2 separate regions of the Homo sapiens genome follow, and region 1 is linked to region 2. The links are chromatin loops, found by intact Hi-C in ENCODE. Cell type or tissue: prostate gland. All regions are shown on one strand. Links, peaks and the distances in the headings refer to the core of each region. The heading gives the core; the rest is flanking DNA. Region 1 has its middle 46 kb from the start of LINC02843. Region 2 has its middle 69 kb from the start of MIR4289.

What was found. A loop is a pair of places that touch in the nucleus more often than their neighbours do. Peaks named below come from ENCODE experiments on the same cell type or tissue, not always from the same donor. Only the 100,000 strongest peaks of a DNase experiment are listed, where the experiment ranks them.
Region 1: it touches region 2 in a loop (2.4-fold over the local background); 3 of 110 quality-filtered maps call a loop at or near these places.

The regions. Positions count from the first base shown.
Region 1 is chr9:88,597,869-88,613,629 of GRCh38, reverse strand. No RefSeq gene overlaps it. Among named protein-coding and RNA genes, the nearest start is that of LINC02843, 46 kb to the left of the region's middle. In prostate gland, for the core only: no CTCF peak of the experiment used is centred there; DNase peaks (open chromatin) are centred at 8,029 and 8,597; H3K27ac peaks cover 2,666 bases.
Region 2 is chr9:88,806,877-88,822,637 of GRCh38, reverse strand. No RefSeq gene overlaps it. Among named protein-coding and RNA genes, the nearest start is that of MIR4289, 69 kb to the right of the region's middle. In prostate gland, for the core only: no CTCF peak of the experiment used is centred there; no DNase peak of the experiment used is centred there.

The DNA.
Region 1 (15,761 bases), core at 4,676-12,675, 210 kb after region 2:
AGTTGGAAGCAACAAAGATGTCCTTCAATAGGTGAATAAACTGCAGCATATCCATACAGTGGAATGTTATTTAACAATAAAATGGAATAAGCTGTCGAGCCATGAAAAGAGATGGAGGAATCTTAAATACAAATTATATAGCCAGCTCTGTTCTTTAATCAGGAGATAGAAATATAGTCTCAGAAAAGCAATGCACCAATTATTAAGTGAAAAAAATCAATCTGAAACAGCTACAGACTGTATGATTTCAACTATATGACATTCAGCAAAACTGCATAAACTGTAAAAAAATCTGTGGTGGTAAGGGCTTTGGGGAGAAAGACAGGGATAAATAGAGTGCAGGGTATTTTAAGGCAGTGAAACCTATTCTGGATGTGAATCTTTATATTCACCATTACAATGGTGAATCTTTATATTCACCATTACAGTATCATATATGATACTGTAATGGTGAATATAAAGTATTGTATATTTGTCAAAATCCATAGAATATGCAACACAAAGAATGAGCCCTAATGTAAACTGAACTACTGACTTTAGTTAATAATAATGTGTATCAATATTACTCATCAATTGTGACAAATGTACCACAGTAATCCAAAATGTTAATAATAGGGGATTCTAAGGGTGAAGGAGTGAGGGGGTAAATAGAAAAATCTCTGTATTTTCCACTCAATTTGCCTGTAAACCTAAAACTTCTTAAAAAGTAAATTCTATTTTTTAATAAAAGAGAAATTAAAACATTCTAATATACAAAAACTGAGTTTGTCACTAGCAGACCTGTCCTACAAGAAATTCTGAAAGAGTCCTAAGGCTGAAATAAAATGACACTAAACAGTAAGTTAAATATTATGAAGAAATAAAGAACACCAGTAAAAGTAACTACATAGATAATATGAGAGACAGTGTTAATGTAGTTCTTGTTTGTAACCCCTGTTTCTCCTATATAATTTAAAAGACAATTGCATAAAGCAGTAATTATAAATATATGTTGTTGAGCATGCAATGTATAAAGGCATAATTTGTGAGAATATTATAAAAGGAGAGGAAATGGAGCCGTATAAGAGCTAAGTTTTGGTATACTATTGAAAATTAAGTTGTTATTAATCTGAATAAATTATTATAAATTAAAATGTTAATTGTAATTTCCAAGGTAACCACTAACAAAATAAATTTTAAAACATTGTAAAAGAAGTGACAAGGGAATAAAATGGTACACAAGAAAATACCTATTTAACAAAAAAAAGAAATAATGAAGGAAATGAGGAAGAAAAAAAGATGTAAGATATAGAAAACCAATAGCAAAATGGCAGAAGTCTTCCCTTATCAGTAATTATATTAAGTACAAATGGATTAAACTATCCAATTAAATGGCATAGGCTGGCAGAATGATTTTTTTTTTTTTTTGAGATGGAGTCTCGCTCTGTTGCCCAGGCTGGAGTGCAGTGGTGCAGACTTGGCTCACTGCAACTTCTGCCTCCTGGGTTCAAGTCTTTCTCCTGCCTCAGCCTGCTGGGTGTCTGGGATTACAGGTGCACACCACCGGACCTGGCAAATTTTTGTATTTTTAGTAGAGACAGGGTTTCACCATTTTGGTCAGGCTGGTCTCGAACTCCTGACCTCGTGATCCATCTGCCTCGGCCTCCCAAAGTGCTGGGATTACAGGTGTGAGCCACAGCACCCAGCCAGAATGGATTATTTTTAAAACGTGGTTCAATTATATTCTGTCTACAAGAATTCACTTTAGATTTAAAGACATAAGTAGGTTGAAAGGAAAATGTTGAAAAAACATTCTATGCAAGTAGTTATCAAAGGAGAGCTGGAATGGCTATACTCATATCAAACAAAATAGACTTCAATATAAAAATTGTTAAAGAGACAAAAAGGGCATTATATAATTATTAATATAAAAGGGTCAATTCATTAATAAAGTATAACACTTATAAACATATATTCACCTAAATGCAGAGCTCCACAATACACAAAGAAAAAATTGACACAATTGAAGGCCAAATAATAGAGTTTAACAATAATAGTTGAAGACTTTAATACCAATTTTCAATGATGTCTAGAAAAACTAGATAGAAAATCAAAAAGAAAATAGAAAACTTGAGCAACACTATAAGCCAATGAAATCCAGCAGACATCTGTAGAACACTCCACCCAACAACAGGTGAATACACATTCTTCTCAAGTGAACTATTTTCCAGAATGGACCATACATTAGTCCAGAAAAACAAATCTCAACAAATATAAAAATATAAAAATTATGCCAAGTATATTCTCCAACAATGGAATGAAATTAGAAAGCATTAATAGAAGAAAATTCACAAAGAGTGGAAATTAAACACTCCTAAATAACTGATGAGTCAAAGAGGACATCACAGGGGAAACTAAAACATATTTTCAGGTGAATTAAAACAAAAACACAGCATACCAAAACACTGCTCAAAGAAATCAGAGGTGACACAAGCAAATGGAAAAACATGCTGTGCTCATCAATAGGAAGAATCAATATCATTAAAATGGCCGTACTGTCCAAAGTAATTTACAGATTCAATACCATTCCTATCAAACTACCATGATATTCTTCACAGAAGTAGAAAAAACTATTTTAAAATTCATATAGAACCAAAAAAGAGCCTGAATAGCTCTTTAAGTCAATCCTTAAAAAAAAAAAAAAAAAAAAAGACCAAAGCAGGAGGCATCACGTTACCTGACTTCATTTTTCCTTTTCCTATTTTTTGGGATGGGGGGTTTGGGGGGTGGGGACAGAATCTTACTCTGTCACCCAGGCTGGAGTACAGTGGAGTGATCTCGTTTCACTGCAGCCTCCGCCTCCAGGGTTCAAGCGATTCTCCTGCCTCAACCTCTGGAGTAGCTGGGGTTACAGGCATGCATCACCACGCCGAGTTAATTTTTGTATTTTTACTGGAGACAGAGTTTCACCATGTTGGCCAGGCTGTTCTGGAACTCCTGACCACAGGTGATCTGCCGGCCTCAGCTTCCCAAAGTGTTCAATTACAGGCGTGAGCCACCGCGCCCGGCTACGTTACCTGACTTCAAAGGCTACAGTGACCAAAACAACATGGTACTGGTACAAAAATAGATATATGGACCAATGGAACAGAATAGAGAGCCCAGAAATAATGCTGGTTGCCTACAACCATGTGATCTTCAACAAGGCCAACAAAAATGAGCAATGGGGAAAGGATTTTCTATTCAATAAATGGTGCTGGGATAACTAGCTAGCCATATGCAGAAAATTGAAACTGGACCCCTTCCTTAAACCATATACAAAAATTAACTTAAGATTGATTAAAGACTTAATGTAAAACCCGAAACTATAAAAACCCTGGAAGAAAATCTAGGCAATGCCATTCTGGACACAGGACCTGGCAAAGATTTCATGACAAAGACATCAAAAGCAATTACAAAGAAACCAAAAACTGACAAATGGGACCTAATCAAACTAAAGAGCTTCTGCACAGCAAAAGAAACTATCAACCGAGTAAATAGACAACCTACAGAATGAGAGAAAATATCTGCAAACTATGCATCTAAAAAAGGTTTCATATCCAGAATCCATAAGGAACTTAAACAAATTTACAAGCAAAAAACAAACAATACCATTAAAAAGTGGGCAAAGAAGATGAACAGACTCTTTTCACAAAAAGACATGTATGCAGCCAGCATGCATATGAAAAAATGCTCAACATCACTAATCATTAGAGAAATGCAAATCAAAACCACAGCGAGATATCATCTCACACCAGACAGAATAGCCATTATTAAAAAGCCAAAAAATAACAGACGTTGGTGAAGTTGCAGAGTAAAGGGAACACTTAAACACTGCTGGTGGAAGTGTAAACTAGTTCAGTCATTGTGGAAAGCAGTGTGGCAATTTCTCAAAGAACTGAAAACAGAATTACCATTCAACCCAGCAATCGTATTGTTGGATATATATCGAAAGGAATACAATTTGTTCTGCCATAGTGACACAGGCACACATATGTTTACCGCAGCACTGTTCACAACGAAGACATGGAATCAACCTAAATGCCCATCAACAGTAGACTGAATAAAGAAAAGTGGTACATATATACCATGGGATCCTACACAGCCATAAAAAAGAATGAGATTATGCCCTTTGCAACAACATAAATTGAGCTGGAGATCATCATCATAAGCAAACTAATGCAGAAACAGAAAACCAAATAGTGTATATTCTCATTTATAAGTGGGAGCTAACCAATGAGAACACAAGGATACAAAGAAGAGAACAACTGGACACCAGGGCTTACTTGAGGGTGGAGGGTGGAAGGAGGAAGAGGATCAAGAAAAAATGCCTATTGAGTATTATACTTATTACCTGAGTGACTAAATAATCTGTACACCAAACCCCCATGACACACAGTTTACCTATATAACAATCCTGCACATATACCCCTAAACCTAAAATAAAAGTTTTTTTAAAAAACTATAGAAAAAGAAGAGCAAACTAAACCTAAGCAAGAAGAAGGAAAAAAATAAACATTAGAGGAGAGATAAATGAAGTAGAGAATAGAATGACAATGGAAAAAATTAATAAAACATAACATAGTTATTTGAAAAGATCAACAATGTTGAGAAAACTTTGGCTAGACTAACCAAGAAAAAAGAAAAAGAGTAGACTTAAACTATTAAAATCAGGAACAAAGGAGATGTTGCTAACGATATAGAGAAATTAAAAGCATTGTAAAACAATACCGTGAACAATTGTATGCCAACAAATTAGACAATTTAGATGAAATGGACAATTTCTGGAGACACACAAGCTACCAAAATTGACTCAGGAAGAAACAGACAATCTGAATAGACCTATAACAAATAAAGAGATTGAGTCAACCCTCCAAAAGCTTCCAATAAAGAAAACCCCAGGACCAGATGGTGAATTCTACCAAATTTTTAAGAATTAGTAGAAATGCTTCTTAGACTCTTCCAAAAAAATAGAATTGAGAAAACTTCCTAACTCACTCCATGAGGTCGGCATTACCATGATACCAAAACCAGATAAAGACATCACAAGAAAACTATAAACCAAAGTCTCTTATGAATGTAGATGCCAAAACACTCAACAAAATACTAGCAAACTGAAGACTGGGCACAGTGGCTCACACCTGTAATCCCAGCACTTTGGGAGGCCAATGCAGGCATATCACTTGAAGCCAGGAGGTCGAGACCAGCCTGACCAACATGGTGAAACATCATCACTACTAAAAATACAAAAATTAGCCTGGTGTGGTGGCACATGCCTGTAATCCCAGCTACTCGGGAGGCTGAGACATGAGAATCTCTTGAACCTGGGAGGCAGAGGTTGCAATGAGCCAAGACGGCACCATTGCACTCTAGCCTGGGTGACAGAGTGAGACTGCATTCTACCCCGCCAAAAAAAAAAAAATACTAGCAAACTGAATCCAGGAGTATATTAAAGATATTATACATTATGTCCAAGTGAGAGTAATCCCAGGAATGTGAAAGTGGTTCCAACATATAAAAATCAGTCAAAGTAACACAGCATATCAATAGAATAAAGGAAGAATATCCAGGTGTGGTGGCACATGCCTATAATCCCAGCTACTCGGGAGGCTGAGGCAGGAGAATCGCTTGAACCTGGGAGGTGGAGGTTGCGGTGAGCCAAGATCGCGCTGCTGCACTCCAGCCTGGGCAACAAGAGCGAAACTCCGTCTCAAAAAAATAAATTAATTAATTAAATAAAGGAAGAAACTGATTCCTCGGTGTGTTGCATTCTGGATTCAGAGCTTTCCACACCCCAATAAATTGCCCTAAGATCACCAATTATAAGTTCACTGCAGAATTTAATAGATTTTAATCTTTCTGTCACTTGATCCCTCAAGGACATGAGGCCTGTTGGCCACATGCTTCTGGTTCTCCTCATGCCTTCCAAACATTTCTTTCCAGTCTCCTTCATGAGGCTTCCTGCCTACTCTTTGACAAGTGACCTTCTTCTGTTCATACTCTAACATCTGCCTGAATACAGTAATCCACATTTTGGTTTAACTGCCACCTTATATCATATCCCAGGATCCTCCCCTGCCCTCCAGACCCATGTATCCTTTTGCCCACTGGATAATGCAAACTGGATAATTCCAAGTTGTTCAAGTTCCACGTGGCTAGAATTGGACTCCTTATCTTCCACCCAAAACCTTCTACTATTCCATGATTATTTGATAATTTAAAAGAATAACCACAAGCCTATTATTATTAAATAGTCCAACCCAGTTGTCCAAAGCACAACCTTGGAAATCACTGCTGACCTCTTCCTCAACAATCAGCATTCAAGAGGTCACTAAATCCTGAGGATTAGTCTTCTGTCACAGCTCTGCCGAAATCTGTACCATCTGTTTCCTGGAATGTTACTTTAGGCTCCTAAGTGAATTTTCTTCTTTTTTTCCCCTTCAATCCGTTATCCACATTGCAACCAAAGTGATCTTTCCGTAACTGATGTGATCCCATGACTCCGAATAATACCCAAGATACACGAACATATACACAAATAATAGTAACAGCATTATTTCAATTCTTAAACATTGCTGGATTCTTTCAGATCCAGCTAAAACACCCCACTTTTGGCTAAAAAATGACTTAAAATTTCTCTTAAAATCCTATACATATAAGGACACCCTCTTTTGTGCCCCAACACTTCTCCCAAACACACATGAACACCTCCTACCTCCTACCTCCTACCTAGCTATGGTCAACCACTCAATACACATCTCCCCTGCATGACTTCAAGGTCCTTGAAGAATGAACCTTATTGTTATTCATTTCTATATCCTCAGGGTATATATCACTGTCTGACATGTTATGAATTAAGAACTTAAGAACTATTTCTACATAGTCAATGGATTATTATGAATTATAATACTATCCCAGACAGTACTAGTTAAAGTCTGCTACTTATTCTGAGACCAGCACAGGGCACCATAATTTAATGTGCACATGGAGAAAGGAGAAAATATGAGAAAAGAATCTAACGTTCGGAAAATTATACTTATTGGGAGACTAAAGAACATCTCAACTTGAAAAATGGAGGCTGAGGAGGGATTTAAATACATCTTCAAATACAGCCATTAATGGTAGAAAAGAAATCCCTGCAGGCTGAGGAGACCAAGCCTCTATTCTACTAACTAGCTATGGGAACCCACGCTTTCTGGGCCCAAGCTTTTGTTCCTGTTAAATTCTAAGGCTAGGCTCTAAACTCCGTTAAAGCACTAGTGCTCTATGATTCTAAAGTTATACATCACATTAAAGCAGAATAAAGAAAAATACACAGGTGTCAGCATAAGGGACTTTGTTAAACCCAGGAAATATTTTCCCAAAGCAGAACTGGTTTCAGAGTGGAGTGACTGTGAGCAGGGCTGTGCAGACTTGCTTGCTGAATGCCCTGATCAACAGAGGAGTTTTCAGTCATCCTGCAGGATTCGTGTTGTGTTCTTCCTAGAGGGAGTAGAGGGGCTTGAGGGAGAGTTTGAGACAGATTACCCAACCTGAACCTCTGATATTTTCATAAACATTATGTGTCAAAGAAGGTCTTCTTTTCCAGAAAGATCACACCAACTTCTCGGGGCATATAGAAAAAAATCAATGAGTCATCATCAATGCTTCCTGTCATCATAATCATGAGTGACAATCCTATAAAGAGTGGCGTGTTATGGGGTGTAAGGGGAGGGGGGGCTTTTTGTAAAAAGATAGCAGAATTTTGTCCTAAAACTAGAAATTCAAATATAACTGGGAATATATTTTCACAGCAGTGTGAACTTTCCTCTACAAATCCGCAGCAGATGACCTCTGTGCTTGATCTTACGGAAGCTGAATGCCGGGGTGAATTCACTGTTTTCTGAAAAAAGATACAAAAAATCCAGATGGCAGCTTATGGCCTCAGTCAACGTTCTGCCATGAGTCCTCTCCAAGTCTATATTTAGCATGATCTGATTGAGTAAGATCACATGCTCAGAGTAAACTCAGTCCAGAATATCAACTATGATTTACTTCCAGAGGCAGTAATAAATCTCCCTGTTGGAATTTTATTCGGTTTCTGCTGGCTAGGTTCTTTGTCCATTTGTATTATGCCCTGAAGCTGTAAATATGTAGAATTAAAATGGGCAAGAGATATCTATATTTATATCTGTTTCAATATTTCTATTTATATCTATCTGCTCTACTGCTTGCCTCCTGCAGAATGAGATTAATCCCTTTAAATATTATTAATCATGGTCATTTGCTCAAGACAATGCAATAGGGGGAATAAACAGCTTCCAGGAACCACCTACTTCACTGTGGATTTCCCACCAAGAAAAATAAATATTGAATTTTTCTCAGCTACTGAAAATAGCAATTCCACCACAGCAGCAGAAAAATAACCTTAGTAGGTAAAGACATTTGAGCTAAGCTAGACTTTGGGAACATAGTGACCTGGTCTTGAGATGAAGCCAAGGGAAATTAGCTCTCTGTCCATTTATGGGAACTGAATTTCAGCGGGAGGAGGAGAGTTGAGCACATCTTGGAAGTGACAAGTTTAACGTTTGCATTCCGGTGATCATAGCCTGCCCTATCTCAGGACAAGGATGTGTGTCTGTCCTTCCCAAAATAACCCTGAGTCTTCTGCTGGCCTGGATAAGCATCCTCACCCAATGATTCAGGAAGGGCTGGTTGGGAAAGGGGCATGTCTAGCCCAGCCCAGATGAGGCCACACTCTTTTACTGGGCTCATGGGGCTCAGGTTCAGTGCCCATTCAAATACAGCCAGATATTTCTTCCCAGATAAAGCAGAAGACTCCACATCTACCTTGTGTACTCCCACCATAAACCAAGTTAGATTGGAAACTTCAATTGACCTTTCTCAGTAAGGATTACTGATAGAATAAAGCTCCAGTCCATTAAGGCAACCAAACATGTAACAAATTAGCTTATCTCCTCTCCATCTACAATGGTACTAGCTATGTTGCATTCTTGGGAAATGGAGAATTAGTCAACGAAATCACTTGTCTGTAGGCTAATTCTCTTTTGGGACCCTGATTGGAAAAGACTATAATTAGAAAGCTTCAGGGATAAGATGAAGCCTTCTGAGACTTGTGGACCAGATCTGTGGACTTCAGTCTAGAACATAGGTGGACACTGGGGTTTTTCTGGATCTTATCTAGTCTTGGCGTGGCAAGCATGCTTTTTGTCCCACAGTGGGGTCTGTCAAGATTTAATAGCAACTGCTGACCTTGCTATTGCAATGCAGGCCTATCACCATATTACTCCTGCTGCCTACAATAGCTGTTCATACGGAGGAAGCAAGTAAGTCAGTGATTCACCTTGGTTTTTGTCCTGTATCCAAGAATTAAGAGTGAGTTCCATGGTGACACAGTGGGCTGAAAATCTTAGTTAAGGGCATTTATAGAGACTTGATTATATGATTTCTTTTTTTGTTGAAATACACTCTCATTGGCTTTATGGTGTGAAGATTACAATTGTGGGTCCTTGAAACAGACAGACCTGAGTCTAGTATCGCTTTGTGTCTTATAAGCTATGTGTCCTCAGAAACATTACTTAGACTCTCTAGACTGAACACAAGGCAGCGAAGGACAGTGATCCCTGAGTGAGCCTCCCTCACCCAAGAGTGAGGGTGGCTGCTCTCCCCCATCTAACAAGATAGAAGTTGAACATAGTTGAGGTGATTCTGAAAAAAACAGTTCTTTATTTGGAGTAGCAAGGAAATTATTGGGAACCAAAAATAAATACTCCATGCAATGTTTCTCAACCTTTTTCCATGTTATTCACTTGTCTATGGAAGGAATAAATTAAACTGCATGATTTTAAAAATTTATATCAGACAAAAATTTATATGCCACTTATTTTCACTCAACAATATATCATGTCTATTCTTTTATGTCAGCGCATATAGATGTATCTTATTCTTTTCAAAAAATTATTTATTAGGTAAGTCAAAATTATATATACTTACATTGTACAATATAGTGTTGGTGCAATGGATAAATCAAGCTATTTAACATTTCCATTACCTCAAACATAATTTGTGATGAGAACACTTAAACTCCTTAAAATCTACTCTCTTGGCAATTTACAAGTATATAATATATTCTTTTTTTATTATTATACTTTAAGTTCTAGGATACATGTGCATAATGTGCAGGGTTGTTACGTAGTTATACATGTGCCATGTTGGTTTGCTGCACCCATTAACTCATCATTTACATTGGGTATTTCTCCTAATGCTATCCCTCCCCCAGCCCCCCACCCCACGACAGGCCCTGGTGTGTGATGTTCCCCTCCCTGTGTCCAAGTGTTCTCATTGTTCAATTCCCACCTATGAGTGAGAACATGCGGTGTTTGCTTTTATGTCCTTGTGATAGTTTGCTGAGAATGATGGTTTCCAGCTTCATCCATGTCCCTACAAAGGACATGAACTCATCATTTTTTATGGCTGCATAGTGTTCCATGGTGTATATGTGCCACATTTTCTTAATCCAGTCTATCATTGATGGACATTTGGGTTGGTTCCAAGTCTTTGTTATTGTGAATAGTGCCGCAACAAACATACTTGTGCATGTGTCTCTATAGTAGCATGATTTATAATACTTTGGGTATATACCCAGTAATGGGATCACTGGGTCAAATGGTATTTCTAGTTCTAGATTCTTGAGGAATCGTCACACTGTCTTCCACAATGGTTGAACTAATTTACACTCCCACCAACAGTGTAAAAGTGTTCCTATTTCTCCACATCCTCTCCAGCATCTGTTGTTTCATGACTTTTTAATGATTGCCATTCTAACTGGTGTGAGATGGTATCTCATTGTGGTTTTGATTTGCATTTCTCTGATGACTAGTGATGATGAGCATTTTTTCATGTGTCTGCTGGCTGCATAAATGTCTTCTTTTGAGAAGTGTCTGTTCACATCCTTTGCCCACTTTTTGATGGGTTTGTTTGTTTTTTTCTTGAAAATTTGTTTAAGTTCTTTGTAGATTCTAGATATTAGCCCTTTGTCAGATGGGTAGATTGCAAAAATATTCTCCCATTCTGTAGGTTACCTGTTCACTCTGATGGTAGTTTCTTTTGCTGTGCAAAAGCTCTTTAATTAGATCCCATTCATCTATTTTGGCTTTTGTTGCCATTGCTTTTGGTGTTTTAGTCATGAAGTCCTTGCCCATGTGTATGTCCTGAATGGTATTGCCTAGGTTTTCTTCTAGAGTTTTTATGGTTTCAGGTCTAACATTTAAGTCTTTAATCCACCTTGAATTAATTTTTGTATAAGGTGTAAGGAAGGGATCCAGTTTCAGCTTTCTACATATGGCTAGCCAGTTTTCCCAGCACCATTTAATCAATAGGGAATCTGTTCCCAATTTCTTGTTTTTGTCAGGTTTGTCAAAGATCAGATGATTGTAGATGTGTGGTGTTATTTCTGAGGCCTCTGTTCTGTTCCATTTGTCTATATATCTGTTTTGGTACCAGTACCATGTTGTTTTTGTTACTGTAGCCTCGTAGTATAGTTTGAAGTCAGTAGTATAGTTTGATGCCTCCAGCTTTGTTCTTTTTGCTTAGGAATGTCTTGGCAATGTGGGCTTTTTTTTGGTTCCATATGAACTTTAAAGCAGTTTTTTCCAATCCTGTGAAGAAAGTCATTGGTAGCTTGATGGGGATGGTATTGAATCTATAAATTACCTTGGGCAGTATGGCCATTTTTACGATATTGATTCTTCCTATCCATTAGCATGGAATGTTCTTCCATTTGTTTGTGTCCTCTTTTATTTCGTTGAGCAGTGGTTTGTAGTTCTCCTTGAAGAAGTCCTTCACATCCCTTATAAGTTGGATTCCTAGGTATTTTATTCTCTTTGTAGCAATTGTGAATGAGAGTTCACTCATGATTTGGCTCTTTGTTTGTCTGTTATTGATGTATAGTAATGCTTGTGATTTTAGCACATCGATTTTGTGCCCTGAGACTTTGCTGAAGTTGCTTATCAGCTTAAGGAGATTTTGGGCTGAGATGATGGGGTTTTCTAAATATACAATCATGTCATCTGCAAACAGGGACAATTTGACTTCGTCTTTTCCTAATTGAATACCCTTTATTTCTTTCTCTTGCCTGATTGCCTTGACCAAAACTTCTAACACTATGTTGAATAGAAGTGGTGAGAGAGGGCATCCTTGTCTTGTGCTGGTTTTCAGAGGGAATGCTTCCAGTTTTTTCCCATTCAGTATGATATTGGCTGTGGGTTTGTCATAAATATTGGCTGTGGGTTTGTCTTATTATTTTGAGATACGTTCCATCAATACCTAGTTTATTGAGAGTTTTTAGCATGAAGGGCTGTTGAATTTTGTCAAAGGCCTTTTCTGCAGCTATTGAGATAATTATGTGGTTTTTGTCATTGGTGCTGTTTATGTGATGGATTACGTTTATTGATTTGCGTATGTTGAACCAGCGTTGCATCCCAGGGATGAAGCTGACTTGATCATGGTGGATAAGCCTTTCGATGTGCTGCTGGATTCAGTTTGCCAGTATTTTATTGAGGATTTTTGCATCGATGTTCATCAGGGATATTGGTCTAAAATTCTCTTTTTTTGTTGTGTCTCTGCCAGGCTTTGGTATCAGGATGATGCTGGCCTCATAAAATGAGTTAGGGAGGATTCCCTCTTTTTCTATTGATTGGAATAGTTTCAGAAGGAATGGTACCAGCTCCTCTTTGTACCCCTGGTAGAATTTGGCTGTGAATCTGTCTGGTTCTGGACTTTTTTTGGTTGGAAGGTTATTACTTATTACCTCAATTTCAGATCCTGTTATTGGTCTATTCAGAGATTCTGCTTCTTCGTGGTTTAGTCTTGGGAGGGTGTATGTGTCCAGGAATTCATCCATTTTTTCCAGATTTTCTAGTTTATTTGCATAGAGGTGTTTATAGTGTTCTCTGATGGTAGTTTGTATTTCTGTGGGATCGGTGGTGATATCCCCTTTATCATTTTTTATTGCGTCTATTTGATTCTTCTCTCTTTTCTTCTTTATTAGTCTTGCTAGCAGTCTATCAATATTGTTGATCTTTTCAAAAAACCAGCTCTTGGATTCATTATTTTTTGAAGGGCTTTTTGTGTCTCTGTCTCCTTCAGTTCTGCTCTGATCTTAGTTATTTCTGCTAGCTTTTGAATGTGTTTGCTGTTGCTTCTCTAGTTCTTTTAATTGTGATGTTAGGGTGTCGATTTTAGATCTTTCCTGCTTTCTCTTGTGGACATTTAGTGCTATAAATTTCCCTCTACACACTGCTTTAAATGTGTCCCAGAGATTCTGGTACGTTGTGTCTTTTTTCTCATTGGTTTCAAAGAACTCTTTATTTCTGCCTTCATTTTGTTATTTACCCAGTAGTCGTTCAGGAGCAGGTTGTTAAGTTTGCATGTAGTTGTGCAGTTTTGAATGAGTTTCTTAATCCTGAGTTCTAATTTGATTGCACTGTGGTCTGAGAGACAGTTTGTTGTGATTTCTGTTCTTTTACATTTGCTGAGGAGTGCTTTACTTCCAACTCTGTGGTCAATTTTGGAATAAGTGCGATGTGGTCCTGAGAAGAAGGTATATTCTGTTGATTTGGGGTGGAGAGTTCTGTAGATGTCAATTAGGTCTGCTTGGTGCAGAGCTGAGTTCAAGTCCTGGATATCCTTATTAACCTTCTGTCTGGTTGATCTGTCTAATATTGACAGTGGGGTGTTAGCGTCTCCCATTATTATTGTGTGGGAGTCCAAGTCTCTTTGTAGGTCTGGAAGGACTTGCTTTATGAATCTGGGTGCTCCTGTATTGGGTGCATATATATTTAGGATAGTTAGCTCTTTTGTTGAATTGATCCCTTTACCATTATGTAATGGTCTTCTTTGTCTCTTTTGATTTTTGTTGGTTTAAAGTCCGTTTTATCAGAGACTAGGATTGCAACCCCTGCTTTTTTTTTGCTTTCCATTTGCTTGGTAGATCTTCCTCCATTCCTTTATTTGGAGCCTATGTGTGTCTTTGCACATGAGATAGGTCTCCTGAATACAGCACACTGATGGGTCTTGAGTATCCAATTTGCCAGTTTGTGTCTTTTAATTGGGGTATTTAGCCCATTTACATTTAAGGTTAATATTGTTATGTGTGAATTTGATCCTGTCATTATGATGTCAGCTGGTTATTTTGCCCATCAGTTGATGCAGTTTCTTTATAGCATCGATGGTCTTTACAATTTGGCATGTTTTTGCAGTGGCTGGTACTGGTTGTTCCTTTCCATGTTTAGTGCTTCCTTCAGGAGCTCTTGTATGGCAGACCTGGTGGTGACAAAATCTCTCAGCATTTTCTTGTCTGTAAAGGATTTTATTTCTCCTTCACTTATGAAGCTTAGTTTGGCTGGATATGAAATTCTGGGTTGAAAATTCTTTTCTTTAAGAATGTTGAATATTGGCCCCCACTCTCTTCTGTCTTGTGGAGTTTCTGCCAAGAGATCCACTGTTAGCCTGATGGGCTTCCCTTTGTGGGTAACCCGACCTTTCTCTCTGGCTGCCTTTAACATTTTTTCCTTCATTTCAACTTTGCTGAATCTGACAATTATGTGTCTTGGGGTTACTCTTCTCGAGGAGTATCTTTGTCGTGTCCTCTGTATTTCTGAATTTGAATGTTGGCCTGCTTTGCTAGGTTGGGGAAGTTCTCCTGGATAATATCCTGAAGAGTGTTTTCCAACTTAGTTTCATTCTCCCCGTCACTTTCAGGTACACCAATTAAACATAGATTTGGTCTTTTCACATAGTCCCATATTTCTTGGAGGCTTTGTTCATTTCTTTTTACTCTTTTTTCTCTAAACTTGTTTTCTTGCTTTATTTCATTAATTTGATCTTCAATCACTGATATCCTTTCTTCCACTTGATCGAATCAGCTATTGAAGCTTGTGCATGCGTCACGTAGTTCTCATGCCATGGTTTTCAGCTCCATCAGGTCATTTAAGGTCTTCTCTACATAGTTTATTCTAGTTAGACATTCTTCTAACCTTTTTTAAGGTTTGTAGCTTCCTTGCAATGGTTTAGAACATGCTCCTTTAGCTCAAAGAAGTTTGTTATTACCGACCTTCTGAAGCCTACTTCTGTCAACTCATCAAAGTCATTCTCCATCCCACTTTGTTCCGTTGCTGGTGAGGAGCTGCAGTCCTTTGGAGGAGAAGAGGTCCTCTGGTTTTCAGAATTTTCAGCTTTTCTGCTCTGGTTTCTCCCCATCTTTGTGGTTTTATCTACCTTTGGTCTTTGATGTTGGTGACCTACAGATGAGGTTTTGGTGTGGATGTATTTTTTGTTGATGTTGATGCTATTCCTTTGTATGTTAGTTTTCCTTCAAACAGTCAAGTCCCTCAGCTGCAGGTCTGTTGGAGTTTGCTGGAGGTCCACTCCAGACCCTGTTTGCTTGGGTATCACCAGCAGAGGCTGCAGAACAGCAAATATTGCAGAACAGCAAATATTGCTGCCTGATCCTTCCTCTGGAAGCTTTGTCCCAGAGGGGCACCCGCCTGTATGAGGTGTCTGTTGGCCCCTACTGGGCAGTGTCTCCCAGTTAGGCTACACAGGCATCAGGGACCCACTTGAGGAGGCAGTCTGTTTGTTGTCAGTGCTCAAACGCCATGCTGGAAGAACCACTGCTCTTTTCAGAGCTGTCAGACAGGAACGTTTAAGTCTGCAGAAGTTTCTGCTCCATTTTGTTCAGCTAT
Region 2 (15,761 bases), core at 3,774-11,773:
ACACACATGGTTCCTGTCACTCCCTGTGTGAAATTTTCTTCTCCGCTCCCTCAGCCAGTTTCTCTCCTTGTTTCTCCCCCTAAGAACAACTCTAAGCCCTTGAAATGGCAGAAGAAGCCACCACAGGACTCTGAAAGGGAGAAAGAGGAGGGCAAACTGATCAGCAACCCCAGGACTAGAGGAACAAAATAGCGCCAGAGAGTCCTACACCCCTGACCCCAACAACAGAAGGTGACCCAGACCCTGCATTCCTTGAGCCCCCAGCCTAGCAATGAAGGCCAACCTGGGCAGGCTCCTCCCTGCCCCAGATCAAAGAAGAGTCCTGCTGACAACACCAGAGAGCCTGGCAGCAGGCGTGGGGGTCTGGCTCTCTCTGAAGGAACATGCTCCTTCACCACTGGCCCTGAGCTCACCTCTCCCAGCTAGAGGCTTTGGCAGCTGGGCAGCACTAGGAGGTCCCTCCCAGCTCATGCCTCAGCTAGAGAGGTACTCTAACCCCTTAGTGCTGGAGAATCCCTTCCTCCACCAAGAGACACTGGGACATTGGGTGGCATGGACAGGGCAATCTTTGCCCAGCAGGAAGCATGGGCTGGATAATGCTCTTTGGCCCTTAGAGACACTGGGCAGCTGAGAGAACTCACAGGGGCTGTCTGCAACAACAGTAGCCCCATCCAAGCAGCACATTTTGTTCCTGAAGTCCAACGAGGTCTTCTCCCAACCAGAGTCACAGAGAGGCCACACAGTTCCATAGGGATGACCCCACAACCATGAGCACCAGCATGGGATTGAAACCACAGCATACAAAAGCAGGCCAGGCCACCTGCTAACCCTAAGCCTGGCAACAGCCTCCTAAAATGAAGAGTCTCATAGGACCCAGAGTCTAAAAATGCAATAGGCAAAATGTTCTCAATATTATTTTTGCTGTTAAAAGTAATGGCAAAAACCGCAATTACTTTTGCACCAACCTAATACAATAAGAAGTCACCCATTATACCAAGAACCAAGAAAATCACAACTTGAATGAGAGATAATCAACTGATGCCAGCACTAAGATGAAGCAGATGTTGGAACTGTCTGACAAGAATTTAAAAGCAGCTGCCATAAAAATGATTCAACAAGCAACTACAAATTCCCTTGATAAAATTTAAAAATAGACAATCTCAGAAAGAAACAGAAATTTTAAAAAGAATGAAATGGAAATTATAGAACTGATAACCGCAATAACAGTAATTTTTTTTAAAACTTGCTAAATGGGCCTATAGTAGAGTGGATATGAGAAATATAGAATGAATAAATATGAAGACAGATCAATAGAATTTATCAAATCTGAAAAACAAGAAAAATAGACACATTTCAATATAAACTTACCAAAACATATATAGAATCTGTATACTAAAAAATTACAAAATGCTGATTAAACAAATCAAAAAAGTACTATATAAATGAAAAGACATACTATGTTCATGAATTGGGAGATTAAACATAATAAAGATAATTTTTTCCTATATAGGTTTAATACAATTTCTCTAAGTGTCCCAGCAAGGTTTTTTTTTTTTTTGTAGCCATTGGCAAGCTTATTATAAAATTAGATGGATAGAATGGATAAAGAAAATGTGACACATATACACCATGGAATACTATGCAGCCATAAAGAAGGATGAGTTCATGTCCTTTGCAGGACATGGATAAAGCTGGAAACCATCATTCTCAGCAAACTAACACAAGAACAGAAAACCAAACACTGCATGTTCTCACTCATAAGTGGGAGTTGAACAGTGAGAACACATGGCCACAGGGAGGGGACCATCACACACCGGGGCCTGTCGGGGGTTGGGGGGATAGGGGAGGGATAGCATGAGGAGAAATACCTAATGTAGATGACGGGTTGATGCGTGCAGCAAACCACCACGGCATGTGTATATCTATGTAACAAACCTGCACGTTCTGTACATGTATCCTAGAACTTAAAGTATAGTAATAAAAAAATAAAAAATAAATTATATGGAAAAATACATGTGCTAGAATACCTAAAACAATTTGAAGAAGAACGAAGTATAAGCCATCACTCTACCCAATATCAAGACTTTCTCTATTAAGCTAAAGTAATGAAGACAGTGTCATATCAATGAAGAGATAGATACACAGATAAACTGAGCAGAAGACAGAGTTAGAAATAAGCTTGTTTGTGTATATCATGTCAGTTATCAATTTATTGCCTCTCAGCTCCAAAGAACACTTCCGTATGTGCTGTATGATAAATCCCAGAGTTCCATTAAGCTTTTCTCCTATGTCCCATGCTATGCTTTCTTAGTACAGAGTGCTGGAGGGACTTTGCAGAAGGATAAGGGTTTTGACATTTCTAATCTTGGCTGTGGGTAGGATTAGCTGTGTGGGGACATCTGATAGAGGCTGCCCCAAGCCACAAGCCACAGAACACAATGCCCTTGTCACCTGGCAGCTGTGGCCTGGTCATAACCTATCCACTGACTCCTCCACATGGAAACGAAAGCCCCCAGGTGGCCTGCATACCTTGGCATACCTTTACCATGAAACATTCCTCAGCAGTAAAAAAGAAATTAAGCATTGAAACACACCACAACTCTGATGAATCTCATGGGAATTATACTGATTGAAAGTCAATTGTAAAAGGCTACATACTTTATGGTTTCTCTTGTATGACATTTTTGAAATAACAGAACTATAAGATGGGGGTACTAATTAGTGATTGCTGGAGTTAGGGATGGGCATAGGGAGAAAGGTAGAAGTGGCTACCTTTCTGCCCTGGAAGGACTAGACTTCCACAAGAATCTTGCATGTTGTCCTCCTACAACCTGTTTTGTTGAATTAAAACAAAACAATATTGTTAAATCCCAAATCAGATGTTCCTTGTTTCAGGCTTGATAAATTGCACAGTGGAATAGGTCAACTCCTCAGGAATCTTGGAACCTCATCCATGTTAGGAATGGGAGACTCATTCACTGAATGGAAATGTACACATTTTAGGTGCCAAAATGCAGACCCAGCCCTCACTGCTGCATAATGCACAAGTGGAGGCTGAGTTTGAGAAGACTCCAAGCCAGTTGACTGCAATTAAAGATTCTACTTTCTCCTATACTGCTAATTAGGACCCGCTTCATGATGCAAAAGGAAAGAGCCTTCGTTCACAATTATTTAGAATTTGAAGATGGTGACAGGAGAGCATTAAGCCAAGCACAGGGCCCTTCTGACAGTGGAGACCTGTGTACCTGCCTGGGTTGCTTGCCCATGAAGCTGCTCTTATTTGTTCTCTGTTCTTGGTGCTAATTTTTATCACATAAGAAAGTTGTTGTCTTTACTAACTTTATTTTACCCCAGGAATTGTTCAACACCATTGCAGCATGGGGAAGAACGGTGCCCACCGGCCCTGGAAGGACCAGACTCCCATGGGAGGAAGTGGAGTGGATGCCTCCCACCTTAACCTTGGTGCCGCTGGCATCTGCATCCATCTTGCAGAGCATCTGGAGTCTGTCTTGTTTAACTTGGCTTCTGACCCAAAGAGCTCAATTTCCTGCATTTCAGACCACAAAGGAATCCTGATGAGTCCCCATGGAGGACTCGTAATGTGATAATAGGGAAATCTGAATAAGACGAATGAATTGTATCAATTCACCCATAGAATGCCATCCACAGAGGGAGGCCGTCTACAGAGGGATGCCATCTCGTAGACCCTTGGACAGCCTCCCTCCGTGGTCAGCATTCCTGGGGAGTTGTGATCACCTAGCTGGTATTAGCTCTCTCTGCCCAGGAGTCCCCTGGGGCTGCCTTCTACAAACTGCAATTGTGCTCTGAGCAGACTCGCAGGCCAGGCTTGCACTAGGCAACGTTAGGCAACTTCTGCCCTTCCATTCTTTGTGTTGCTGCAGTTCTGTAGGTAGATGGGGGAAAGCACACACTCAAAAGAGAAGGCAGGACCTGTCATTTGCACTCAAGATTGGCACAGTGACAGTGTTGCAGGATTACAGCACATGTGAGACATTCCCTATGGCTCTCCCAGGGCTAGCGGGGGTGTGCGGCAAGAACACAGCAGGAGTTTGCTGGAAAACAGCAACCGCAATGCTTTTTTTCCACTTTAAATTTTACCTGGGAGAAAAAAATGTTTCAGAGGAGATAATAAATTTTATTTAAGTAATTAAAGACGGGGCCATCTAGTATACAAGAAAGAAAATTATATTTGAAAAATAGAAATAAAATTATATTTGAAAACTACAATAATTTAAAACTGTGACCATGGCTCAGAAATGGATAGACAGATGAGTAAGACAGATCATACATTTCAGGAACAGATCTAAGCATATATAAAAATTTAATGTAGGAGAAAGGGAGCATGTAAACTTTTGTTTTTATAAAAAATGGTAACTGCGCTAATCATTTGAGAAAAATATTAAAGACCTTATGCCATACAAATAAATGGATGTAAGACAATTATTTTTAAAAAACATAAAAGTAATGAAAGAAAATATAGGTGAGCCTGTAGATACATCTCGATGTGAAAAGGGCCCTCTACATAGGGCCTCAAGGCAGAGACCACAAGGATAAAAAATAAGGGATCTGACCTCTCTCCTTCCACCCAAAACATAACAAATAAGAAAATACAGTGTTAGATTAAACACCCCTAACAAACTAGAGAGATGGATGACAAAAAAGAACCATATTTTTCACTCTGTATGATGAAGATTTTATACCTTAAATCTTAAAGCCTAATACTGAGACACTAAAGGAATTGGGCAAAGAATACCAAAGGATGATTCACATGCAAAAATGCAAATTAAAACCGAGGAGCTGATATCTTCCACCGTGCAACCTGAAAGGCTTTTTTTTTTTTTTTGAGTCTCACTCAGTCGCCCAGGCTAGAGTGCAGCGGCGCCATCTCGGCTCAGTGTGACCTCTGCCTCCCAGGTTCAAGTGATTCTCCTGCCTCAGCCTCCCAGTAGCTGGGATTACACGCACCCACCACCAGGCCTGGCTAATTTTCTTGAATGTTTAGTAGAGACTGGGTTTCACCATGTTGGCCAGGCTGGTCTCGAACCCCTGACCTCAAATGATTTGCCCACCTAGGCCTCCCGAAGTGCTGGGATTACAGGCTTGAGCCACCACACTTGGCACCTGGCAAGGCTATTTTATGTTGGTACTACCCAAGCAAACATCTATCAGTAGTAGGTTAGATAAATAAGGGAGGAATAATTTGAAAGTCCAAAATGAAGAGATTGGTTGAAAAAGTTTTGTTACATTCAAAGTAATGGAATCCCAGAAGGCCATTAACAATGATGTTGTAGGAGTGTGTTAATGATACAGAAAGATGTTGAAAATGTCAGGTTTCTTGAACTAACAGGCTTTGAAATCACGATTCTGTTTTTAAGTAGAGTGTATTGAAAACATTACATGTAAAATCAAAAAATTATTGGAATGACTGACATTAAAGCATTTAAAGTGGTTATTCCTGAATGGGGTAGTTTAGATAGTTTTAACTTTTTATCTATTTGTATTTACTATAAATACAATTTTTCCTTAAATTTCATTATAATAAATAAATAAATATAAATAAATTTCCTTATAATTTTCGTGTGTGAGAAGGAGAGAACAAAATTCTTATTTCAAAGAAAAATAGAGTCAACACTGCATCATCAGCTGGAGAAGAGCTGAGCTACCTTTGGTACTTCTGGTACACCTGGTATCCCTGCTACACCTGGTCCCCTGGCACACCTGGTGCCTTGTACATCTGGTACCCCTGATGTGAATAGTCCCTGGGCACACCTGGTACCCATAGCACACTTGGTCCTGTGGCACACCTGGTCCCTGGATGCACCTGGTACGCATGGCACACTTGGTTCTCTGGCATACCTGGTCCCTGGCACACCTTGTTCCTGGCACACCTGGTCTCCTGGCACAACTGGCACCCTTGGCACGTCTGATCCCTCCGGCACACCTGGTACTCTGGCACACCCTAGTACACCTGATATACCTGAAGCAAAGGAGTTGGCCTGTGACATTGCCCACTCAAAAAGTGAGCTGTTGGAGCACATAGATTACCTGGCCCCAGGGGAATCCCAACTTGAAAAGCCCTGGATCTGGATCCTGTCCATCCTTCTCCTTTCAGACTCAGTTGTTGTCTACACTGTTCCAGAGCAGGGACCATCACAGTGACCGATGCAGAGACCAACACAGCAGGAAATTCCACAGTAGACCACACTCCATGAAGATGGAGTGTCTGCCTCAACCCAACCCAGGGACTGACCACAGGGAGCCGGCAAGAGAGTCAGTCATCAGTCATGATGCACGGCGCTCTACCGAGGAGTCAAAGGCAGGAAATGAGAATAGACTGGAGGTCGGTGAAGCGCTTTGTCAGTGGCCAGGAAAGCAACAACCAGCTCCCACGCAAGGCTCTGGGACAACTTGAGCTCCTGCCTCACTCTCTCCAGGCCTCCCCTACACTACTTGTATTTTGGGACCAGCATGCTCGGAATATCTGGTATGACGAAGATGGGGCAGAGAGAGTGAGAGAAAGAGAGACCCAGGCCTAAATTTCTCCACTCGTTACAGGTGTGGAAAGTGAAGGAGGCTGCCCAGGAGATGTTTCATGAGTTCTGACTTTATGGCACATCACCTGGGAGGCGATAGCAGATGGCCCAGTACTAGTCCCAGCTTTGGAGCAGGCAGATCAGAAATGCCCTTCCCCCGGGATACCTAGGAAGAAGATGGGCCAGGAAGGCTGCAGAGTCCTTTCTCCCCTAAGTGACCTGCTGGAAATGCTCAGCAATTCTTGTTAGAACAACAGATCTCGTGCACATCCATAGAAACATGCATTTGTGCAAACAGAATCCCTTCTGCTTTGGTGCACAACCTTTTGCACAAATTCACGCTTTTGAGCAGACACTCCGCTTCTGGGGCAGGAGTACGTCACTGTATCAGTCTTTCATTTTCTCTTCTGGCATCTGAATACTCTCATTTCTTCTTAATTTTCCACCAGTTTTTCCTCTCGTTTGCTACTGATCTGCCTGGCTCTCCTTTATACCGCATCTGAGCACCCTGCACATGCCTCTTGAAAGTGAATGAGTGCCTTAATTGGAAAATGCTCTCTCATTCACCACAGGGAAGAGAAGAATACTCCAGCTAATAATGTCTTTTCCACAGAGCCCTCGACCAAATGACTCTCTCTGTTTTAATTGAGAGCCAAAGCTTTTGAAAATGAATATGTATCTTCAGGGATGGATAAAGAATGCAGTTTGATCTTATGGAAATGTCACGTTGGGATGTGAAGGTGATGGATTGTTCAAGAATCAACCAAAGAGGACAGCTCTGGCCCAGGCTGCTGAGGGACAACCGAGCTCAGATGATGCCCCCAGAGAGCAGTGGGATAACTGGGGAGGGACCACATGGTGGTTGCCAATGAGTCTCGATAGGTAGAAAAAAGGACTGAAATGAAGGCAGCAGCTAAGGACAAGGTGACAGTCTGTGACTTTGAATGGCATGCTATTTCCAACAAGCATCCCAAAGCAGAAATAAACATGGTTGGAAGGGGAGTGCAGAACATGAAATATCTACTGAGAGCTGAGGGCCACACCAGGGTGGTTAGGAGGGGAAAGAAGAAGAAACTTCAGGAATAAAAGCATTTTAAGTCTCTTAGCAACTGCCTATAGATGGAGACACGCTGGGTGGAGGCTGTCACAGGGCTTCTTGCGGGGTGTCCACCCCTCTGTTGGCCTCCTTGGACACCACTGCCCTGAAAAGGAGGGGAAAGTGCATTTCTCAAGCTGAAGCCCTGGCCAGGGCCTCTAATTTTACTTCCATGAGTGTGCCCTGATTGATTTTGAAAGGGAGGAGGTGGATCATAAAAAAACACAGCCCACAGCCGAGCCATAATCAGCTGCAGCTGCTGCTGGGATAGAGTCCTGACAGGCAAATGGCATCATGATGGAGCATTCCTTGGGACTGGCAACATTCGGCTGCCAGTGTGGGGGCAGGGAGGCAGTCTATTATTAGGAACATGCCTGAGATGTGAGTTTGCAGAATTCATTGCTCTAGATTAAAATCACTTTTGCAGGGAACAAACTCTGGAGATGGTGGAGGTACGTAGACTTCCTCTCAGCTTGAAAGATGTATCAAACTTTAAGAGGGGCTTGGACCACCCATTTGCAAATTGCTTTTTCATGCAGTTAATTTTATTTATTTTTCATCCAAATCTTAAAGCAGACCCCTCCTTTAAAAGTGTATGGCCAGCCGCGCTGGCTCATGCCTGTAATCCCAGCACTTTGAAAGGCCAAGATGGGTGGATCACCTGAAGTCAGGAATTGGAGACCAGCCTGACCAATGTGGTGAAACCCTGTCTCTACTAAAAATACAAAAATTAGCCAGGTGTTGTGGCGGGCACCTGTAATCCCAGCTACTCGGGAAGCTGAGGCAAGAGAATTGCTTGAACCCAGGAGTTGGAGGTTGCACTGAGCCAAGATCATGCCATTGCACTCCATCCTGGGCAACAAGAGTGAAACTCCAGCTCAAAAAAAAAAAAAAAAAAAAGTATATGGCCAATAGATCAACAGAAAGTGCCCTAAAGTAAAGGACTGTTTACATAAATGACTAAGGCACATAGGGACCCTGGAGGCTCTGACCTTGACCTGGGTCTGAGTGGGGAAACCCCACACGCTCATTTCTTAGCGTTTCTGCACGCATGTTTTGCTTATTAAAGAGAATTATAAATCCCATGCTTTCTAAATCTTTTGATGGAAAGCAATTTTCTTCCCAGAGATGAAAAGATGTTAACATGAAGGCGCTGCTTGGAAAACAGGGCACAGGACTGGCTGCATTTCAAACGAGGTGCCGGAGCTTATGCAACATTTACAACGGAATTCATTAAAAATTGGTTTTGCTCTCTGAGGACCTGTTGGAGCATCTAGGCCTCATGTGGGGGAGGCTGGGAGACTCTGTGAAAAGGATTATTTGGAGGGTGTATCGAAGCCCCCTGTAGGTGTGGAAGGTGTTTTCCCTTTTAGCTCAAGTCAAGAGCTCATCCTGCCCGCTTCCGTGTGAGGAACTGCTTCCTGTGGCTGTTAAGATCATGGGGAATGGGAGACCCACTGTGCTGGGAGTGATGCCCTGTCAGAGCCGGCTGCAGCTCAGGGTGCAGGAGGCCTGATGGGATGTGGGCCTGGTGTGGGAGGTAGCAGCATCAAAGGCCAGCTCAGCTCCCTCCACCTCTGGCTCCCTGAGTAAGCGACCCGCAGAAGTGAACCCGACTGCAGGTGAAGGGGCTGCGGTCACAGACCCTCCCCGCCCACCCAGTGAGAGGGGAGCTTGGCAAGCCAGAATGCACTATGAGAGGGTCAGCAGGAGGCCCTTCCTGGGCCCAGAAGGCAGGTCCTCAGGGCTCTCCTCCTCCTGTGGTCCCTCCTCCAAACCTTCATGTGGAGCAGTGAGCTCTCAGCCATAAGTGGAGAGGCCCTGGACAACAGGAGAGACCAGGCTCAGACAGACTGACTGGCCCTGAACTGGCCTGCCCGCCCACATGTGCCTGCAGGGGACGCTCAATTCAGGTCAACACAGGATTCAACACAAATGACCAAATTGAGACTATATTCTAAGACTGTGTTTTGATGGCTTGAGTAGACAGAATACTTCCATCAAGAGTTTTTTTTAAAAATAGTAAGAGAAGTATAAGGCCTGCTGCATTGCCGTCCCCGGGGAAGAGAAATATTCCCTCCACTGAAGACTTTCTTAGAGAGACAAAGAGAGTATTTTCTGATTGTGCCACGCAAGTCTAAACCAGCTAAAGTGCAGGTATGCGGATTTTATTTCTTATTAGCAACAAACAGTTTGATGATACGCCAAAGACAAAGAGGAGGAGTTGGAGATACTTCCATGAGCAATGCAAATTTAGAAAACCCAACAATGGAAACCAGAAACAGAAAGAGAAAAAAAAAACACTCAAAATAGGAAACAGAGAGGGAACAGGCCAGCACCTGGTTGGGGCCCCGCACTGGACAGGATTCAGGGTGGACTGTCCTTACCTGTTTTTCACTATCTGTCTTCATTCCTCCATTCAGAACACCCTCTGCTTCATTTGGATGGGCAATTGTCTTGGAGTAATTTTCTATGAAAAAGGGTGTGTTTTCCGTATTGAATCCCCAGGATCATGGTTTATGATGCTGGCATTGCAAGTCCCTGTGGCTCTTCAGATGCTGTGAGTGCCAATCACAGATCCACAGACTTTTCAGGCTTACTCAGTGTTAGATCCCCAAAGGCCCCTAGAAATAATCTTTTTCAGTGATGTTCACATGTTAAAAACACCAAAATACCTTCTTTAAATAAAATTGTATATAGAAGCCCAACATATAAAACCCAGGCAAGAGCCAGAAATCCCTGTCCCTCAAAAGGGGAAGGTCCCACAGTCCAGGTTCTGGGGATGCCCTTGGCCTTGCCCCATGGCACCTTAGTGGAAACCCTACTGTTTCTCAGAGCATATTTTGAAAACACTGTGCTGCCGCCGGGTGCGGTGGCTCATGCCTGTAATCCCAGCACTTTGGGAGGCCAAGGCAGGTGGATCACATGAGGTCGGGAGTTCAAGACCCACCTGACCTACACGGAGAAACCCCATCTCTACTAAAACTACAAAATTAGCCGGGCGTGGTGGCGCATGCCTGTAATCCCAGCTACTTGGGAGACTGAGGCAGAAGAATCGCTTGAACGTGGGGTGGGGGCAGGCGGGGGCGGAGGTTGTGGTGATCTGAGATAGAGCCATTGTACTCCAGCCTGGGCAATAAGAGTGAAACTCCATCTCAAAATAAATAAATAAATAAATAAAATAAAGAAAAAGAAAACACCGTGCCAACTTAGTCTGCTTGTGTGGCAAAGCAGACTGGCCCAGGGGAGCCAGGCTGGAAGCAGCACCAGCGTCTTCGCGCTTGGCCTGAGGCCGCTGTCACTGTATCCATTGCAGGGGGGCACAAAGGCTGCATCTTTGCTCTGAAATCATTGCTGCAGGTATTGTTTCAAGGCAATGCATAGATCTTGTTCAAGTCTTTGATCTCTTATCCACTCTATTAGGGTGTAAGAAACATGCTCAAGTTGCCTCATTAGTGGGGGAATAAGGAATTAAGGAGAAAGGATCATGTATCAGTTGTCTGTGTCTGCATAACAAACTTGTCCAAAATTTAGTGGCCGTATACAGCAATGCTGTTGTTTCTCCTGGTTCTATGGGTTGACGGGGCAGTTTTTCAGCTCACCTCACCATTCAGCTGGAAATGTTGATTCCATGTTCTACCGTCTCCTCAGAGAAACAAGGAGTCACTGGGCCAGAGCAAGATTCAGGCATTTTTAGGGTATCTAAGCAAATACCACACAACATTGCAACAGATCCATCCAGCTAAATTTGAAGGGCATTCCACAACCACTGATTTTTTCATTTAACAAGCATGTTAGAGACCCAGGAACTGGGCAGGGGCTGGAAGGATGAACACAGTCCCTAAACTTTCCAAGTAGAGGCCACATCTAAGGAGGAGGGAGCCCGAGGGCAGAAGCCACATTTAAGGAGGAAGGAGCTTGAGGGCAGAGGCAACATCTAAGGAGAGAAAGCCTGAGGGCAAAGGCCACGTATAAGGAGGAGGGAGCCTGAGGGTAGAAGGAACTTCTAAGGAGGAAGGGAGCCTGAGGTCAGAGGCCATGTCTAAGGAGAGAAAGCCTGAGGGTGGAGGCCATGTCTAAGGATAGTGGAGGTCAGGTTAAGAAAGAAAAAAACAAGGAGGAAGGGGAAGGGGTGAAACAGAGACATCTGCTGGAAGCTCTTCTGACTGGGTTTATGGGCTAGAACTGGGTCTGCTGCCCACCCCTGGCTGTAATGGAGGATGGAAAGTTTCATTTCATACCTGGGAACGCTAACTCCAAGAATAAAATCAGACTCCTCTTAAAGAATAAAGGCATAATGGGAGCTGGGTAGACAACCAGCCGTTTCTTGACATGAGGCAGTCCAGAAGCATATGGGAGAGGCTAAGGGGAGTGAATCCATAAAAGGAGTGTGGGGAGATGTTTAAGAGCAAACTGTCTTCCCCTTGCTTTGTTGGGAGACCCACACTGGGGAGGTATCCACAGCCTGTCTCCACGTGGACACATTACCCACAAACACGGAAAGTGGCCCTCAGATGCCTCTTGCAATGAGATTCCCTTTCATAGATCATAAAAACGGTGGACCATGGGATGTCATATGGTTTTCATTTGTAGTTTTGTAGGACATCATCATTAGCACTCTGAATTTTTACCGAGGGGTTGAGTAGAGGGGTTGTAGGGGCTTACCATCCCCACAGAACTGGCCCATGTCTGTCCTTGCAGAAGCCAGGAGTGGAAAAATTCCCATTTCAAGCTTATTATTCCAGCAGCATGCTCTAGTTAATTGAAATGACACAAAATTATTTTTCAACATACATAAAACCTGCCCTTCCTCTCCTACTTCATAGCACAGCAGCAAGCAAGCAAATGAGCACCAATTCATCTTCATTTGCTTCATTGCCTTTTGATGTTGTTCCTAAGTCATCAGCTCCCCTAACGTATTGTGGAAGTCTGCCATGCTGAATGTTGGCGTTGTTGCAGACTGGATAATAAAAATGCAAAACGTGCTGGCTGTACTAACAAAGAAAAATAAACATGATAGATGAGGGGAAACTTCATTTGGGTTCTGTTCCTGACAGTTCATACAAGTTCACGATTGTTGTTGACGTAAATAATGTACAGTGATGAAGATGACAAGACTGGCTGGCTCATATTTGAACTTTATCCATTTAAATCATGTTTTTCCAAACTGTTGCAAATAAATTAAAAGCCCCATGCCAGGGGGATTGAGTGGCAGTAAGTTCTGAACCACTTAGGGCCGGAGGTTTATGTTCCTAAGGGCAGAAGTTTCCAAGCTGATGAGCCCCACAGTCTGGGCACAGCTGCCTGTCTCACTTCCATGTCTGAAGAGACCCATCCGGTGCACAGTGGAAGGAGCTAGAAGCTATCACTGTTCACAAGATGGCCTCCTCCTGGGGTTTGTGTCATGATAACAGCTCTCTAGGGGCGAGCACACTGATGCAAGACTTGCCTCCTCTCTCCTTATTTTTCCAAGAATAATAAACAACTCCCTGTCCAAACTCTAGGCTGATGTTTATCTCGGGTTGTGGAGGCACAGAAAGAACAACAACAACAATGGTTTCCTGCTCTGTTGAGAAATTTGAGGCTTAAAACAATGAACTGGCACTTGTGAAATGCAAGGTGTGTAACTTTGAGCTTCTCCTAGAAAGTATGACTGGAACCTTCTGAGTGAGGACCGTTGTCACTGGGCCCAGATTTCAAAATATAGTGGGTTGATAGAAAACTGGAGGTATAGTAAGGCCAACAGAGCAGGAGAGCGGGGAGGGAGAGGGGTGCCATTGAAAAGATAATTCAGTCACTCAGACTCCAAGAGGAGGGGACACCCTGCCTCATGCCGGGGTGTGTGGGGAAGCACTAGGGCTGGTCAGGGAGCAGAGGGAACTGGAGGAAAACATGGCCAAGAGCCTTTATTGCGGTTTCTGTGGGAAGGAATAAGTGATGTAGGGGAAGGAATAAGTGATGTAGGGTAAGCAAGCTTAGGATTGGAATGCAACAATCCTAACTTCAACAGGCTCTGGGGCATAAGGGGTGCCCCTGGGGCACAGTGGCCCAGAGTGTGAGAATCCAGTAAGGAAGGTGATGGGGTGTGGGCGCTGGATTGGTTGGTTTGTATTTGAGAAGCATCTCTTGTATGAGTTGTTTACTACTTTTACAAATTGATGAACCCTGGGAGGGGCAGTCCATACAGGGCCAGCAAGGCCCTAGTTGTCAAAGTGTCACTGAGCAATGGTCTCGTAATCCAGTGAACACAGGAGCCAATATTATGGCACCGGCTTTTGAGAAAGGCAAAAGACAATGCCATTGTGAGTCTACTGGCAAGGAGATAGGTGGCAATTCTCCAATCTGTTTCCCGTGCTCTGACGCAAAATGATGTTTTAAAATTGTAGCATTCTCTACCTCAAGCCATCTAGGCCTATCTGGGAGTGGGTCAAGCTTTTATGGCATTTCTAACTAGTCCCAGATGATGCCAGTGCAGCCAGACTGCCATGCTGGTCCTGTTACCAATTAGGAGGCTGAAGGATACATGTCTTGCCCAGGATACATGTCTTGCAATTTTGGCTCTGTGCCATGTATAACAGCTTAGGCAATTGTTAGTGGGTTTAAGCTGGTCTCATGGTTACAAAAGCATTAGGAAATATAGAAAATAGAAGACATGGTTAACACAACCCACCCTGGGCTGGAGAGGTGAGAAAAGCTGCCTTGTGGAGCTGTGTTCATTGGAGCAGCTATAGAGGGTGGCTGTGGTGCCACAAGCATGGCTGAGGGATGAACCACAAGGGGCTTCTGCCACAGTACAGACCCCCAAGGCTGGGAGGAGCTGACCTCAGGGAGTTTGGCAAGGATGGTTTGCCCATGAGCAGTCCAGAGGCAACCTGGGCCTCTAGCAAGGCAGCTAGCTCAGCACGAGGCAACACCACGCTGGTCTACAGCAGGAGGAGCACCTGTGTCTCTCACTGGCCATGTGCTTGCCACCAACTGCTTGCCCTCTCATGTCTTTTGAATTCTTTCCAAGTAAAGAAAATAATTTGCTTCCTACAGATACTACATGAATTAATTTTGCTCTCAAAGAATTTCTCAAAAGTGGGGAGAAAGGAATCTCCTGGGCATGCATAGCTGTTCTATAGAATCACATCCTTGAATCTTTTTTAATGACCTGCCAGGTGGCTACCTTCTGCATGGACTCACAGCATCAAGGTCAAAGGACTTTCTGCCCCAAACTCTGTCATTCTCCTGTGTCATGGTAAGCAGAAATATAGACACTGAAGGTGGACGTGTAATGAGGACAGGACCTTCACCTGCCCACAGGTGTTGGCACAGGCTGGACATTCCCTTGTTCATCCCCTCCTTCCAGCATGTCTCTCCCTTCATGGGCACAGTGCCTCCTGGCCTCATGCCTGCCTGGTTCCAGAAGGCTGGCCCCAACCGTGCCTCCCCAGGGAGTGTCCGGCCTGCTCCCAGGAGCACAGCGGCCTCACTAGCTTCAGACTCTTCGGTGTGCTCTCCTCTTCTCTGTCTCAGGTGACTTCACATCAGTTCTGTGTTAAACAGGCCAGGAAGGATCATCTCTATCACACATGAGGACTGGAGTCTCAGAGAAAGCCAACCAGTTCAGTCTAAATGAGATCAGAGCTTGGATGCCCCAACACCAAGTCAAGAGCTCCTTTCACGGTGATTCTGTCACGGCCATAAGGACTCTGTCCAAAGAGCAGACCCCAGGATAGCCACACTCCTATCCTAGAGCTTTGGTTGTAATGGAGAACATAACTTAAAGTGGCATTGAAAAAAAGAAAGGACATGTGTTGGCTTATTGGGCGCAAAGGTCTAAAGGCAAGGCTGGCTTCAGGCAACAGGTGACCCAGGTGTTCAAATGTTGTGCACTGATTTCTTCCCTCAGTTTCTCAAAAGTGTCTCTTCAGCACTGGCTTTCCCTCCACCATCTCAAAATGGTGCTCAGCAGCTTCCTCTCTCGCTGCCAGCTTCCAATCAGGAGGAAAGTGTTTTGCTTCTCTGGGACCCAAATGTCTTGCACTTGAGTGCTACTGAACCTGATTGGACTGATTTGAGTCATATGATTATCCCTGAACCAATCATGGTGGAGTTCATGTCTTGAT